Regions from separate parts of the Homo sapiens genome. Here region 2 is linked to region 1. Evidence: chromatin contacts called from ENCODE Hi-C or POLR2A ChIA-PET data. All regions are on one chromosome and are shown on one strand. The core of a region is the stretch at or near the end of the contact, and the rest is flanking DNA. Distances in the headings are between cores, read along the strand shown. Region 1 has its middle 21 kb from the start of PCNX1. Region 2 overlaps PCNX1 (pecanex 1).

Region 1 (7,689 bases), core at 2,865-5,364:
GGGCAACATGGCAAAACCCTGTCTCTACAAAAAATATAAAAAATGAACTGGGCATGGTGGTGTGCATCTGCAATCCCAGCTGGGGCTACCCAGGAGGCTGAGGCGGGAGGATCAACTGATCTTGAGAGGTCAAGGCTGCAGTGAACCGTGATTACACCACTGCATTACAGCTTGGGCGATGGAGTGAAACCCTGTCTCAGAAAAAATTTAAACCCTCAAATCATCCCTCTTCGGTGAAGCCTTCCTTGACCTCTCCAGCACTTACTAATTTTTATTTTTCTTAATACCTATGACTTGTACATAACACAGTAAATGGACACAGTAGACATATTTCTGTCTCATGTGTGCTGACCTTTTCTTCTCAAATAGATTATAAACACTTTGAGGACGGGACTCATTTTAAACTTCTTGAAATCATCTGCCAAATTCTGTGATTTGGTGATTAGCCCGGCTAGGATCAACTTAGGCCCTAGAGTATCTCTATAGTTGGGGAGAATGTAAAAAGCTTTAGAGGTACTAAAAACGCAAAAATGAAAAGCAGAGTATGAGTTTCTCAGCATGATAGCATCAAATCAGCCTTGCTACTGGACCTACACAAACCTTTTCTTTGATTCTAGTAGCCAGTCTTATTCCTGAAGATCAAGTCCCTAACAGCCTGTCCGTAGGTCCCTTTTCAGTGACTCTTGTTGATATCTCATTTGTTCTAGATTGTGCGCTTTCTCTTGCTAATCCTTTAAAAAAAAAAAAGAAACCCAAATCCTGCCTCTGAACCTCACCCTCGAAGGTGCAGTCCCTGCTACCCACTATCCTGAGCAGCCCCTTTGGATTTCATGACTGCCCAGACCTCTGTAGTGCGTGGGCTGTGCTCCACCCACCTGTAGTTAATCTCACACCCTACCTGGCACTGGCTGGCCAGTCTGCTTCTTTGGTCTGCCTCTTTCTGCCAAGATCTTCTGGAAACGCCTGCCTTGCTCCTGGGCTCCTGGCTGGTCCCCGCATCCTTTCCATTTTGCCATCAACTAAGCCATCATTCTCAGATTTAAGAAAAAGAATTCCCCTCAATATTAAAGACACAGCAGACACATACACGTGCAAATACCCATAGTCATAAGTTCCTTTATCATTGAGAAAATTTTTACTACCTTCCTAAATTTATATTCTCCCTTTTCAGGCATTTAGCATCATCTCTAGGTCTTCCAATGTTATGCTTGGAATTTTCTTTAAATAAAAGTGGCCCTTAGAGGTCATTTACTCCAACCTTCTTATTTTACTCCTGGTCTCTACTACCCTACCTTTACGCATCTATTTAGAAGCTAGTGGCACAGGATTTTTGCTAATGATGCCTTTATTGAGGGATTTTCTTTGTCTGTTAGTAAATTACCATGATGCTAGAAGATTTTACAGAAAGTCTCAACTTAGTAATCAGCTACCATCAAAATACATTTATCTATTATTAAGGTAAGACAATTTCCTTCTCAGCCCCAGAAGGGAGGCACATGCACACAAGTATGCACACACACACACACTCACAATGTGATCAGCCAGCTCTCTGTCTGGAAAAATCAAAATACCTCCCAGCTGGAATGACAGCATCATTTTATTAACGCTGAAATAGGAGGGTGATAAAGCAAGTCTCAGCAGGCATAGCAGAAATGCACTGCTTTTATGATTCATATTTCAAAAATGATGCCATGGGAGCAAAAATGCAAAGCAGAGCTTATTATATGCTAGCAAAAATGGAGTGAAGGGTAGTCACCTCAGCTGTGCCTTTTAAGCTCTAAAGGAAGCAACACCACTACCAATTTTCTCTCCTCACCCTGAGGTTGCAACAGACACTTGGATTTGTCTACAGCCATTACTTCATTGTTCTCTGTGCTGTGAGTGGGCTAAGAAAATGATGTTGTTTCCTGTGTGATGATCTTGCTAGAGCTTTGGAGGTACTAAGGAGAATTGCAAAGAAACAGAATCATTAGTACAGTCATCCTTCATCCCTAGTTGTGGGGGGTGGGGAGAAATTGCTTCCAGGACTCCAGGATACCAAAATCTGGGGGATGCTTAAGTCCCTAATATAAAATGATGTAGTACTTGTATGTAACCTATGCACATCCTCCCATAGTTTAAATCATCTTTAGATTACTTATAATATCTAATACAATGTAAATGCTATGTAAATATGTGTTACACTGTATTATTTTTATTTTTATTGTGTATTATTATTATTTTTTTAGTGTTTTTCACCCTCAGTTGGTTGAGTCTGTATATACAGAACCTGTGGATATGGAGGGCCAGCTATATTGTCCTCCGTAGCGCCACCTCTTGATGAGGGGCTGTTGTTGGCCCCTGCAATAGACTGAATGTCTGTCCTCCCCAGATTTATATGTTGAAACCTAATTCTCCTCATGATGGTATTTGGAGGTGAGACTTTTGGGAGGCGATGAGATGTAGCCCTCATGTATGGGATTAGCACCCTTTTAAAAGAGATCCCAGAGAGGTCCTTTGTCCCTTCTGCCATGTGAAGACAGCCATCTATGAACCAGGTAACAGGCTCTCACCAGACACAAAATCTGCTGGCACCTTGATTTTGGACTTCCAAGCCACCAGAACTGTGAGAAATACATTTCTGTGGTTTATGAGCCATTCAGTGTATAGTATTTTGTTATAGCAGCCCAGATGAACAACACAACTATGCTTTCCAAACCCAGAATCCACAGGGTATGTGTGCTGCTTCTCTCTCTGCTTTGCTTGGGGAGAAAGGAATATAAAGGACCCCTGGGAATCCCTTCCCCTGGAGGTTTCCAGCTGCCTGCTTTTGACTTTGACTTCTCTTCTCTCACATGCAAGTAAAGAAAACAATACTGGGTTAACATTTTCTAAGCTGTACAACCTTAGGACAGTGCCATTGGAAGGAAAATAGGCTAGAAATCAGAAAAGATGGGCTTGATTCCAAAGATTTCAGTCAGATCTTTGACGTCAAGATATCACAAACCCTCCTTCTTCAAAGTGCAGGCACTGTCTGTTGGCTCACATCATCCGTGAGCACTTAGAGTTCCTTGAGTAAGAAGTACTGCCTTCTATAAACATCTCTGCATCTGGAGACTTATTCCTGGACATTGCTAATGAGTCAGTGAAAAACCCCAAATGATCTATGTATCAATTCCTGTTTTACACTTTCAGTTTATACAATAAATGAGAAAAAGGGCTAAGCTCAATTTGCTGGAAGTTGACAGTCCATTTTTATTTTGAAATCATTGTTGGTAATTTCATACCAAAGGAGAGGCTTACAGCAAGAGAGTAGAAATGAAAGCAGAAATGAGAAAGCTTATATAGTCTCAATTTCGATGACTCTAAAAACATTGATCAATCAACAATGCAGCTCATCCAGGAAAACCAAAACACTTTGTGGTAGGCAGAATTCTAAGCCCCTAAGGTTTCCTGCCTCTGGGATCTGTGAGCCTTCTCCCACTTACTCAATCAAACAGCAACCTAGATTCTGCTGTGAAGGGATTTTGCAGATGTAATTAAGGTCCCAAGATAGGGAGATTGTCTGGGTGGGCTTGATCTAATAGCACGAGCCCTTTAACTCTGAGTCTGGAGGTCAAAGACAGAAAAAAATCAAAGAGGTTTGAAGCATGAGAAGAATTCAACAAAGGGGAGATTCTCTATTGCTGACTATGAAGATAAAAGGACCAAGTGGTAAGAAATGCGGCAGTTTCTAGGAACTGAGAGTGGCCCCCAGCTGACAGCCAGCCAGGAAACAGGGACCTCAGTCCCCCAACCGCAAGAAACTGAATCTGTGACAACCAGAATGAGCTTCCACAAGGCCCTTGAGCTCCAGATAAGAACACTGCCCAGCTGACATCTTGATTTAGCCCTGTGAGGAGATCAGTGGAGTCACACCCTTCCCAGTTCTGGGGGAAAACCTGTAAAGTAATGAATGGGGAGTTGTTTTAAGGGGATAAATTTATGATGATTTAGTATGCAGCATAGAACTAAAATCCACACTTCCTGAATGGTTTTAAAGCCTCTTAGCCTAACCCTAAGACCAAAACCCAACCTCCTTCAAAGAGAAACCTGCCAACCACTGTGAACCAAATCTATCAGACAAGTCTCTTGTGATTCAAATTATAACCCACGGCCCGACAGCATACATGTGGCCTAAGAAATGCAGCATCTCAGGTCCCATCTGGATCTACTGAATCAAAACCTTCATTTTAACAAATCGCCTGGTGACTTATATACACATTAAAGTGTGAGAAGCACCAGTTAGCATTTTAATGCAGAGCTGGAGATCTGGAATCAGCAAAACCCATGTTCCCAAGCTGGCTCTACAGTTTTACTAGCTATGCGGACTTAGACAAGTTACTTAACCTCTCTGAACTTCTATTAATCGGTAAAATGGAGCAGGTAATAGTACTGACTTTATAGAGTTGTGGTGAGGATTAAATGGGACAGTATGTAAAGTGCTTTAGCCCTGCATTTTGGCCTGTCGTTAGCCTGGCAAACAGTAAGGGCTTAATAAATTGTTGCTTATTATTGGATTGGGCAGTAATAGCATCAATTGAATGTAGAGGGAGCAGGTAAACTGTATCAGTTGGAAACTTGCAGGATCACTGTGGCTGGCATCCTCTGATTAAATATGTTGTCACGCAGCTCCTCAGAGACTGCAAAAGGTTGTGACCTTGGTTTTCTACCTAACACAAGGCTGGGTCAGCCATGCCATTCCATCCCAATGCCTGTAACCATCTGTGTATCCCCCGACCCTCTCCCTTGTCGGTATTTAACCTCACTGGGCTTGACCTCACTTAGCTAATGAGATCTGGCCAGAAACCATGGAGATGGTTGTCAGCAACTCGGGGCAGGTGGTATCCCTGAATACCAATGGCAGCTCAATCCACAGAAAAGATGAAGAGATGTGCCAGGGGCAAAACACAGCCTGTTGAACTGTTTTAACAGAAATCTAAGGTTCTTCTTATTTTTGTTGGAGGGAATGATGGCAATGGTGACAATGGTGTTGGCATTACTGAGTATAAGAATGAATGTATAAATCAACAGTGACAAATGAGTAATACATAAGCCAGAGAGCTTTTGTGATCAATTCTGCAGAGGCCCGTTCCCCCTCCTGGTGGTTTCTCTGTTCTTGGCAAAGACTCCTCTCACTTGCTTTATTTCTCAGCCTGAGCCACAGCAATCTCTATAGTTCAATATAAATAATGAGGGTGATATTGATAATAACAATAGCTCTCATTTATTGAGTGCTCCAAGTGCCAGGCACTCTTCATATATTATTTATACTCCTTATAACAACTCTTTGAGGTAGACATTATTATGTTCCTTTTTAGCCAAGGAAACAGAAGCCTCAGAGAGGTTAAGTGGCTTGCCCAAGTTTACACAGCAGATAAGATAGTCTTGGATTCAAACCTGAGTCTGTTTGACTCTGAAACCTGTGCTTTCTTCGCTTTATCTCCGCAATACAGCTGTCATCCTTGACTGGGCTCTTGGCCCTTTGCCTGGACACTGTATCTGGGCCTTCGATACTACTGCCCAGTCAGCTCCTGAGCTGCCTTGCTCCTGTCCTTCCAGGTTTGCACCGCTTTGGCTTCTGTCTTTGCTCAGATGCTCACCTGTCTGGCCCCTGGAAACATATGGCGCTCACCTATTTCTTGTCGGTCCACATGGTTCTGCCCGTGGGTTTTCTAATCTCACTGCTCATAAGCAAGCTTGCTGGGCCTGACTCATGAAGGAGTGGCTTGATGCTCCCAGACTCTGGGTAACTGTCCCTCATTCTAGACCCTCCTGCCTCATAAGTAGAGTCTCCCCTATCATCCAGCCTGGCTCACCATTGCAGAAGAATGTTTCCTGCCTGTGTCAGAGAAACCAGCCACCTGGGTTCTTCTATCTGCTCCTGCTGTGCTCTGTCTTGAATACTCTTCCTTTCTTTCAAAACCACATTCTATTGCTCAGCTCATACCTGACTCAAAACCCAACCTACTGCCCACAGACTAAGATCTCGACCTGGAATTATATCCTATTACTATCTGGCCTCACTGACCCTTTCAAGTTCCAACCTTATTTTCCAGCCAATTGTTTCCCATCCTTTCTCTGTGATTTTCTGCTCGGCCTTTTCTCCTGCTCTTCTCTGCCAGGAATGCTCATTTCCTCTGTGCTAGTTCAGGATCATCCAAGATCTAGCATAAAATCCATCTTCTTTACAAAAAATGGCCCTAACCTTCCCAGCTGGAAATGGTCTCTTCCTTTCATTGATCTACTGTGGCACTGTATCTAGTGACACCTAACAGTTTTCTACATTTTGCCGTAGTTAATTGTATACATATTTTTTCTCCCCTTTTACACTATAAGGTCTCTGAGAACAGAGAGCATCTGATTTTTTTTTTCTTTTTTCTTTTTTGAGACAGAGTGTCACTCTGTCGCCAGGCTGGAGTGCAGTGGCACAATCTCGGCTCACTGCCTCCTGGGTTCAAGCAATTCTCCTGCCCCAGCCTCCCGAATAGCTGGGACTACAGGTGCACGGCACCAAGCCCAGCTAATTTTTGTATTTTTAGTAGAGACGGGGTTTCACCATATTGGTCAGGCTTGTCTCGAGCTCCTGACCTCAGGTGATCCACCCACCTCGGCCTCCCAAAGTGGTGGGATTATAAGCGTGAGCCACCGCGCCCGGCCTATTTTTTCCTTTTTGATGGCCTTACAGTGCCTAGCAAAATGCCTTGCTCAGAGTAAGTGCTTGATATAAATTTATTAATCCATCAGCTGGATGGATGGATGGATGGATGGATGGATGGATGGATAGATGGATGGATGAATGGATGGATGGGAAGGAGGTTATAGGAATTGAGACTCTGGCTGAGCTTTTTTAGCCAGGTAGCCATGGCAGGAGAAAGGCTTCACCTTTCATGAGAGCGTATGGTCATAATCACAGAAGGGAAAGAATAGCTTGAACCATAGCTTGAACCAGTTAACCATGCTGCCAATAAAATCAGGCCACATGTGTTTACCATGTTTTATGTTTACCAGGCTGCATCAGTAGGATACTTTAAAATATGGGACAGAAATCCTGACTCAACCTCAAACTAGCTTTTATCATAAAGAAATGTATTGGCTCCAATGCAGGATGTCAAAGGCTGGGTAGGATTCAGGACTGGTGGATCCAGTGGCTCTTTGCATCTCTCTGCTGTGCTATCCCCAATGCTGACTTCATTCTGGGGAAAGATCCCTGGGTTTTGGAAGGCTTCCAGTAGTTGCTGGGTTAATTGCTTCCCTTTTCACCTCCTACTAACTTCCTGTGACTCTTTCTTAAGGGTAAGAAAGCATATTTTCCGGAAGTGTTTAGAAAACTCTTTATGACTCATTGGTCCCAATTGGCCTTGGCCTGCCTACCCCAGACCCATTCACTAGCAACGGGGATGGGGGTGGGGTTCACATCACTCAGGACCCACCCTAGAGCTGCAGTAGAACCTGTGATGGAGAGTCACTCCAACACCCCTTACACAGCAGACAGTTTTATGGGGGCCACTCCAATGAAAGGTTGGCTCTTAGGACCTTCTCATTTTAGACACGCAGTAAACAATGAAAAACATGTCATCCAAGAGATCTCATTGTCACGGATCTTACAATATATCTCTTGCCTAAGAGTCTTCCGGTGTTTCTTGTGCAAATCCAGCGGTTAGTCAACAG
Region 2 (7,689 bases), core at 3,803-6,302, 110 kb before region 1:
CTCACCTCCTGCTGTGCAGCCCTGTTCCTAACAGGCCGCAGATCCATGCCAGTCCATGGCCTGGGAGTTGGGGACCCCTGGGTTAATGGACTTGTTTCTCCCTAGATTAGGGGAGAAATAAAAAGGTCAGAAAACTTTTCCTGTGAAGGGCCAGATAATACATACTTTAGGCTTCATGGGCCAGATAACCTCTGTTGCAACAATTCAAGTCTACAACTGTAACATGAAAGCAGGCATAAGACAATACAGAACATAAACACAAATTTTATTTATTTACAAAAACAGGTAGGTATAGAGCTGGACTTAGCCCACAGGCGGTGGTTTACTAACACCTGTCCTAGACCAAGAATCTTAGGCTCCAAAAACTTCTTTAATCCTCATGATACAATGGAAATCAGGTCACTATGTCCTTGTAACTTCAAGTTTCAATATTTAGAACAAGTCTTTTTTCTTAGTATGTGCAATGCTGTTCTAGCTTTTTAAATCAGAAGGATAAGGAAAAGGTAGGTATAAGAAGAAAGTCTGGTTTAGAAGACAGCTTTGGGGACTGGTAAGGAAAGACAGATATCTCTATTGCTTGGCAACTATAAGTGAGATTTACATACTGATATATTTTACTGACATGGCTATCTGATTATCTAGTTCTGAGTTAATAAAACATGCCTTAATTAATTGTTAAAAACTCCACTCCTGCTTGCTAATCCCCAAATCAGCTGAACTTTCCAAAAGTGAATGTACAAGTTCATATTTTGCTGTGATTTCATTATCCACTCACATTTTATTTCAAAAAGACAAGTTCTTCTTACTTGGGTAAAATAATCTATAATAACGACATTGATGACATTAAGACTGGTCAGGTAAACAAAAAGACAAGCCACAGAATGGGAGAAAATATTTGTAATTTGTATCTGACAAATAAGTTGTATTTAAAATATCAAAAGAACTCATACCTCAACAGTTAGAAGACCAACAACCCAGGCTGGGCGCAGTGGCTCATGCCCGTAATCCCAGCGCTTTGGGGGGCCGAGGCGGGCAGATCACCTGACGTCAGGAGTTCGAGACCAGTCTGACCAACATGGCAAAACCCCGTCTCTACTAAAAATACAAAAATAAAAAAATAGCTGGGCACGGTGGCACGCACCTGTAATCCCAGCTACTTGCGGGGCTGAGGTAGGAGAATCGCTTGAACCCAGGAGGCAGAGGTAGCAGAGAGCTGAGATTGCATCACTGCACTCCAGGCTGGACAACAAGAGTGAGACTCTGTCTCAAAAAAAAAAAAAAAAAAAAGAAGACAACCAACAACCCGATTTTTAAAATGAGTAAATTTCTGGACACACTTCACAAAAGAAGATATATATGTATGTGGCCAATAAGCACATCAAAAGATGCTTACTATCTTTAGTCATAAGAGAAATTCAAATTTAAACCACAATGAGTTACCATTCTATACCCATTATGTCTACAATTCTAAAGGCCAACAAAAGCAAATGTTGGCAAGAAAGGGAACTACTGGAATTTGGTGGTGGGGATGTAGAACTCTTTTCAAAAAGACAGTTCAGAAATTTTATTCACAACAGCCAAAAACGGGAAACAACACAACCATCGCCAGGTGAACAGATAAGCAATATACAGCCTGCTCATACAATGGAATTCTCAGCAGTAAGAAAGAACAAACTACTCACACATGCAAGCAGTATGATGAAATCTCAAAAAGCATTACACTACAGGAAAAGTACATACAAAAGGCTGTATACTATATGACTCCATTTATATCAACTGCTAGAAGAGGGAAATCATAATGATAGAAAGCAGATTAGTGGTTGTCTATGACCAGAGGCAGCAGAGAGATGGACTGCAACAAGGCACAGAGAATTTTTTGAAGGTGACAGAAACACTCGCATCTTGATTAAGGTATCTGACGGGTATACACATCTGTTAAAACTCCTTGAATTGTATACATTTAACAGATGCCATTTATTGTGCCTAAATTATATATCCATAAAATTGATGAAGAAACAAGAAAATAAAGACTGACCAGGTAAGAGTCTGATGAGCATGTAGCAGCAAACAGTCAGTGAAATTCCTACCAGATACTAAGATTTGGGGGAATTACATTGGTATTTGCCGTTCTGTTTCATGGTTCCATTTAAAAATTATTACTCATCAGAAAATTAAAAAGTAGTATATAAGAAGAAAGTTCATTACTACCCAAAGACAGCCACTGCCAAGAGTATTTTCTGTGTTCCTCTGAACGGAATCTTCCCCTCACTGAATTTCTGCTGGGCTTCTGTCCACCTAGTTAGAGACATTTTTCAGCCTCTCCCACGACGAGAAGTTGTCACATGATTATGTATGGCCAATGAAAGGTGGGAGAAAACGAAAGGCATGTTTTCCAAATCTGAATCAGGAAGATAAAGGCTAGATGTCCTTGACCTTTTCTCCTCATTCCTGTTTGCTGGAAAATGTCAACGACTACAGCAGGCACTTAGGACAAGGCAAGAAAGCCACATGTGAAAGATAACATCATTCATCCATCATGACAGAAATAGATCCCATTAGACTCCCAATGGTTCTCATGAGAGAAATAGAAACTTCTCTTTCATTTCAATGATTTTGGAAGGGTCTCTCCTTTAAAGAATCTAGCATATATTCCAACTAATGCATATACTAACCAGCTTTAATTTAGAATCTTAAGAATGATTAATGTTAGAAAGCAGATAATCTAGTCTAGTGATTCAATGAATTCTTTACAACATACTAGCAAGAGACAAATTAAATATCTCAACCTGTCCCTGTAAGTTTCCGTAAAATTCCTAGAGCTGTTCAGGCACCCAAAACTATTTGAAATAATATTCTAGTAGTCTTCCTACAATAACAGTGATAAACTTCTGAGCATTATCCAGGGGATGAAAATAAGAGTAGATAAAATTCATCTAGATTTACTTTTAACTTGTAATATTTGTGGCGATCCTCCCAAACTCTACCAGATAAAGTATAAACTAGAGCTTTCCATAAAGCCATTAACAGTATATATCAAAGCCCCAAAAATGTATATTCCCCTTGACCGATAATTCCATTTCAACATTATTTACCCTAAGAAAAAAATCACAGCTGCTGTACACTAAAGCTTATGTAATGGACATTCAGCACAGTGTTCACTGCAATAGGAAATATCAGGAAACAGTGTGAAGACTAACAATGGGGTTAATTGATTAAATAATGATATAATATTTTATCAATAATGACAAAGATGATTATATAACAAGTTTACAATTGTCGAGCACTGTTCTAATTGTATGCTTAATAAATATAATCCTGACAATAAACCTATGAAGTAGCCATTATTTTTGCCATCCTTTGATAACTGAGGAAACTGAGGCTTAAGACAAGACAATAACTTTCCCAAGATCGCATAGTTAATAACTGGTAGAGCAAAGATTTGAAGCCAAGAAGTTTGGCTCCAGAGTCCACTATATTGTACTGCCTTTCACATACATCTAAGTGACAAAACATTATGCAGCCACTTAAAAACAAATCAAAGAGGCCGGGCATGGTGGCTCATGCCTATAATCCCAGCACTTTGGGAGGCCGAGGTGGGTGGATCACCTGAGGTCAGGAGCTCGAGACCAGCCTGGCCAACATGGCAAAACCCCATCTCTACTAAAAATACAAAATTAGCCAGGCATGGTGGCACATGCCTATAATCCCAGCTACTCGGGAGGCTAAGGCAGCAAAATCGCTTGAACCCAGGAGGCGGAGGTTGCAGTGAGCCAAGATTGCACCACTGCACTCCAGCCTGGGCGACAAAGTGAGACTCCGTCAAAAAAAAAAAAAAAAAAAATCAAGGGACAGCTAATAACATGAGTAAATGTTCAGACTGCTAAGTGAAAAAAGCAAGATACAAAACTCAAACAGTAGCACAAAAGTCACGACATGATCCTAACTCTATTTTTTTAAGTGCATATACACATGTACATTTTAAAAGACTGGAAGGAATAAATTACAACATACTAATAGTGGATATCTCTTAGTGATGAGATTGTAGATGACTTAATTTTCTTCATGGTATTTTCCAGTATTTGTCAACTTGTATTTCTGTTGTAAGGATGGGAAAAGCACATTCTACTTTTACCAAAACGAAGTAGAATATAGCCCTTAAACCTCTTAATACTTCTTCTTTTGAAATATAATGAAGTATTTTTATTGTTTTGATAAAAATAAACATTTTACTTTCATTTATATATACTTTGTTGCCCCTCACCCCCCAAAAATGATCAAAGAATAGAATTTATTATTTTTTTGTACTCAAAACAATAATAAAGGACAAAATCAAGGTTGCTGCAAAAGGATGTAACTTTTTTGTTCAGATGAATGAAAATAATCTACCATAACATAAGGAACTGACATATTAACTCTAAGATCCCTTACAGTCCTCTGACTCTGTGTTAATAGTAACAAGGACAAGTACTAATAGCCCAAAATGCTAGAGTAGTATATACAATCTTTTTTAAAACACCAAGACTAACTCTAATAAAAGTCACTAAAAGTACTGTTGATCACCTGAGTCTCTGCTTTTTAAAGTAGAAAATCTAAAAGCTTCCAAATTATATTTCTGCTATGAACTGCTTAATAGGAAGAGCAATGTTGCCAGGTTTCCTTCAATAATTCTCCTACAGCCAACTACATTTTCAAGTTAACAAGCTCTAGAATAAAGCAGATTACCTCAAAGAATACCTCCTTTGTCAATCCTTACACAGTAATAAAACAAAAGAAAACCTAAGGAAAATCAATTCAAGCATCACTTTTTAAAAATCAGATACATTAAGAAAGTCTTAATCAGAGAAATACTACTCATGATATATACATGCTTTGTAATTACGTCTTGATAAATATAGAACTCTTGTCCTCATTTCTTGTCAACATTGTAACAGTAATTTTTAAATTTTTCACATAAAGACAAAATAATAGCTTCATATACACTTTCAAAGCATTTCCTCACCCCAACCACTAATTTCATACACAGAAAAAACCACAGGCAATGTTTCCTGTTCTATCTGATCTCATCTAGAACATTTTGTTTGAGATGTTGTGTTACAAATTAAGAGTGTAACTACCAGCTATAATGGCAAGTTTCATCACTGCATCAACTTATTAGTCTTAATTTATAAGAGAAAACTAGGATTAGTAACTGAGAAGTGCCAAATTCTATAGAAAAGATTAGCAGATATAAAACAGAACTTTAAGGCTACCTGATTCAGTCTCTTGTGTGACTTAATCTGGGCATTACTAAGTCACAGCTTGTTTTATTTAGAATTTTTGTAGTTTAATTCAGAAAACAGTATAAAATCAACAACAAATAGCAATTCCAACAAAAGACCAATCAGAAGAAAATTAACCCTTAATATGTGGTCTTTAAAATAAAGAGCAACATATTACATTGAAGAATTTGAGAAATTCTGATAGAAATATCATTTCCAAAGATATTAACTTCCAAAACTCATCCAACACTTAAGTCATTTGAACCCAATTTCTTTTTAATTAGGTACACATGGAAATGAAAGCTATAAATAGGAAAGAAAACTATGTCAGTTTTTCTTTTTTTTTTTTTTTTTTTTTTGAGATAGGGTCTCACTCTGTCACCCAGGCTGGAGTACAGCGGCGCAATCTTGGTTCACTGCAACCTCCGCCTCCCAGATTCAAGCAATTCTTGTGACTTAGCCTTTTGAGTAACTGGGATTACAGGCACGTGCCACCATGCCAGGCTATTTTTTGTATTTTTAGTAGAGATGGGGATTCACCATTTTGGCCAGGCTGCTCTAGAACTACTGACCTCAAGTGATCTGCCCGTCTTGGCCTCCCAAAGTACTGGGAGTACAGGCATGAGCCACCGAGCCCAGCCTAAGTTTTTCCTTTTAAATTAAGCCACTTATAATTCAAATTCTAAAATTAATCATGATTAACAATTTTGCTTGCTGAATACAGATGATACAAGTACTTTTTCCTCTGTTTAATAAGCTACTAATAAAATCCTCATAATACTATTTTTAGTGAATTTTTCCATGATGTCTGATGTTCTCTGGTAACCTTAAAATGCCAGAGAAATAAGGATTCTCGGGGTTTAGTATAGGAAATGAATATGGTTACCTATTGTGACACCACAAAATAAAGATGTAGAAAACACAGTTTAGGAAAACTATCTAGGCTTAGAATTAAACAATGTCTGATTCAGAGTTTTTTTTTAATGCAAAACAGCATACGTACATGTACATACACAAACATATGCACTCAAACATGTATGTGTGTATGTATGCTTTATATAAACAAATTATGCATATGCATATACCTTCACATGTAAAAACTGGTTAAAAATTTTTAATAGAGGAAGCTAAATTTGGAAGGAAGCAATCCTGTGTAAATACTCCACTTTTAGGGAATATCATAGCTAACTTTAATATATTTGAGTATAAAGTACCCAAATTCATTCACGTATTTTCATTCACATAATTCACTGCTAATTAAAATCAAGTAGAAAATTAAACCACACAACAAAACTATTCTAGCTTCTCTACCAATTCCTTTAAGTTCAGTTGCAGTTCATTTTCAGAATCTTTTTTGGCCAACTTTATAGGCATTGGAACAGGTATACACTCCATTGATTGTTTTGTGCTAATTATTACTAAGTATTCAATTTGGCACCATTCAAATACGATAGAGCGAGACCTAGTTTAAGGTGGCAGTTAACAGAAAAGATAAAATCCAAATTACAAGAGAATATCCTGAATATCCACCAACAGATGCTAAAGTCGTCTCCAATCAGAAGAGGTTTTTTCAATCTTCAGAACTGGAAAGGCAGTTCATATGTAAGTATTTTCAATAATTGGCATGTGGATTTAGAATGAGACTTTATCATTAAAGCTTGCTTAACAAATTTTTTGAGCAAACTAAGAATTCTTATGGAGGACAATCATCTACTGTTTCATTTTATGCTTGATCTAAGTCTAAAACTCTGAAAGGGATTAAAATGAAGCCTTTTATTTTAGCTGATCTACTACTATAAAGCCAATGAACAATGAGATGGTAACTGTAATTTTATATCTGCAGATTCACAAAAATCCTTTGGGTTGAGCAAAGAGAAATAGCAATATAAAGTTATTACATAACTGAATATATTTACAACTGAAGAAGTATTGCTTACAACTAAAACAAGTAGCTAAACTGGAGTCTACCTCATTCTCCCTCAAGCAGCCTCCTTATAAATATTCTTGCCTCTACAAATTACAAACTCAAAAGCAAAAGCATTCCAAATTTAAAATGTTTTATTGCTTTCTCATTTTATTTAGAAATCACCATACATTCTAATGTTATAAATATCTTAGATTACCATTTTCAAGTGTCTGTGAGATCTGAACATGACACTTTTCATCGATATGCATACGTACTTAATACCTCTCTACAACTCAGCATTTTTACAAAATAGAAAAAAGAGTCAATGAATAGGTAGCATATAAAATTTTATTAAATCCTAATTTGGGCAACTTATACCTCATATCCTTCCAGTTGAAACAGTAACTGGATTATCATGTTTATAAGTAAAAAGCAATTATAACATGAATAAACAAAATCACAATGAGTAAATGCTTTCAAGTGAATTATTTCTGAATAACTAGATTTTCTTCATTATATTTACTT

Evidence for each region. Hi-C counts contacts between places; a loop is a spot of excess contacts on that map. ChIA-PET counts read pairs that join two places held with the same protein, here RNA polymerase II (POLR2A). Pooled maps may share reads with other maps.
Region 2: a loop to region 1 is called in a pooled map, with 3 times the contacts of the local background. The contact joins two enhancer-like sites. A Hi-C loop is called at or near these places in 5 of 50 pooled maps. POLR2A ChIA-PET finds 5 or more read pairs at or near these places in 4 of 52 experiments (CD4-positive, alpha-beta memory T cell, HEK293, activated CD4-positive, alpha-beta T cell and 1 more).

The regions. Positions count from the first base shown.
Region 1 is chr14:70,882,941-70,890,629 of GRCh38, reverse strand. No RefSeq gene overlaps it. Among named protein-coding and RNA genes, the nearest start is that of PCNX1, 21 kb to the left of the region's middle. RefSeq lists an enhancer at 3,017-3,326. Within about 2 kb of position 4,114, at least 12 of the 41 ENCODE cell types and tissues checked have a DNase peak (open chromatin) inside an H3K27ac peak, as active enhancers do.
Region 2 is chr14:70,996,679-71,004,367 of GRCh38, reverse strand. The region is part of intron 8 of PCNX1 (pecanex 1); the gene reads right to left. Among named protein-coding and RNA genes, the nearest start is that of PCNX1, 93 kb to the right of the region's middle. Within about 2 kb of position 5,052, at least 3 of the 41 ENCODE cell types and tissues checked have a DNase peak (open chromatin) inside an H3K27ac peak, as active enhancers do.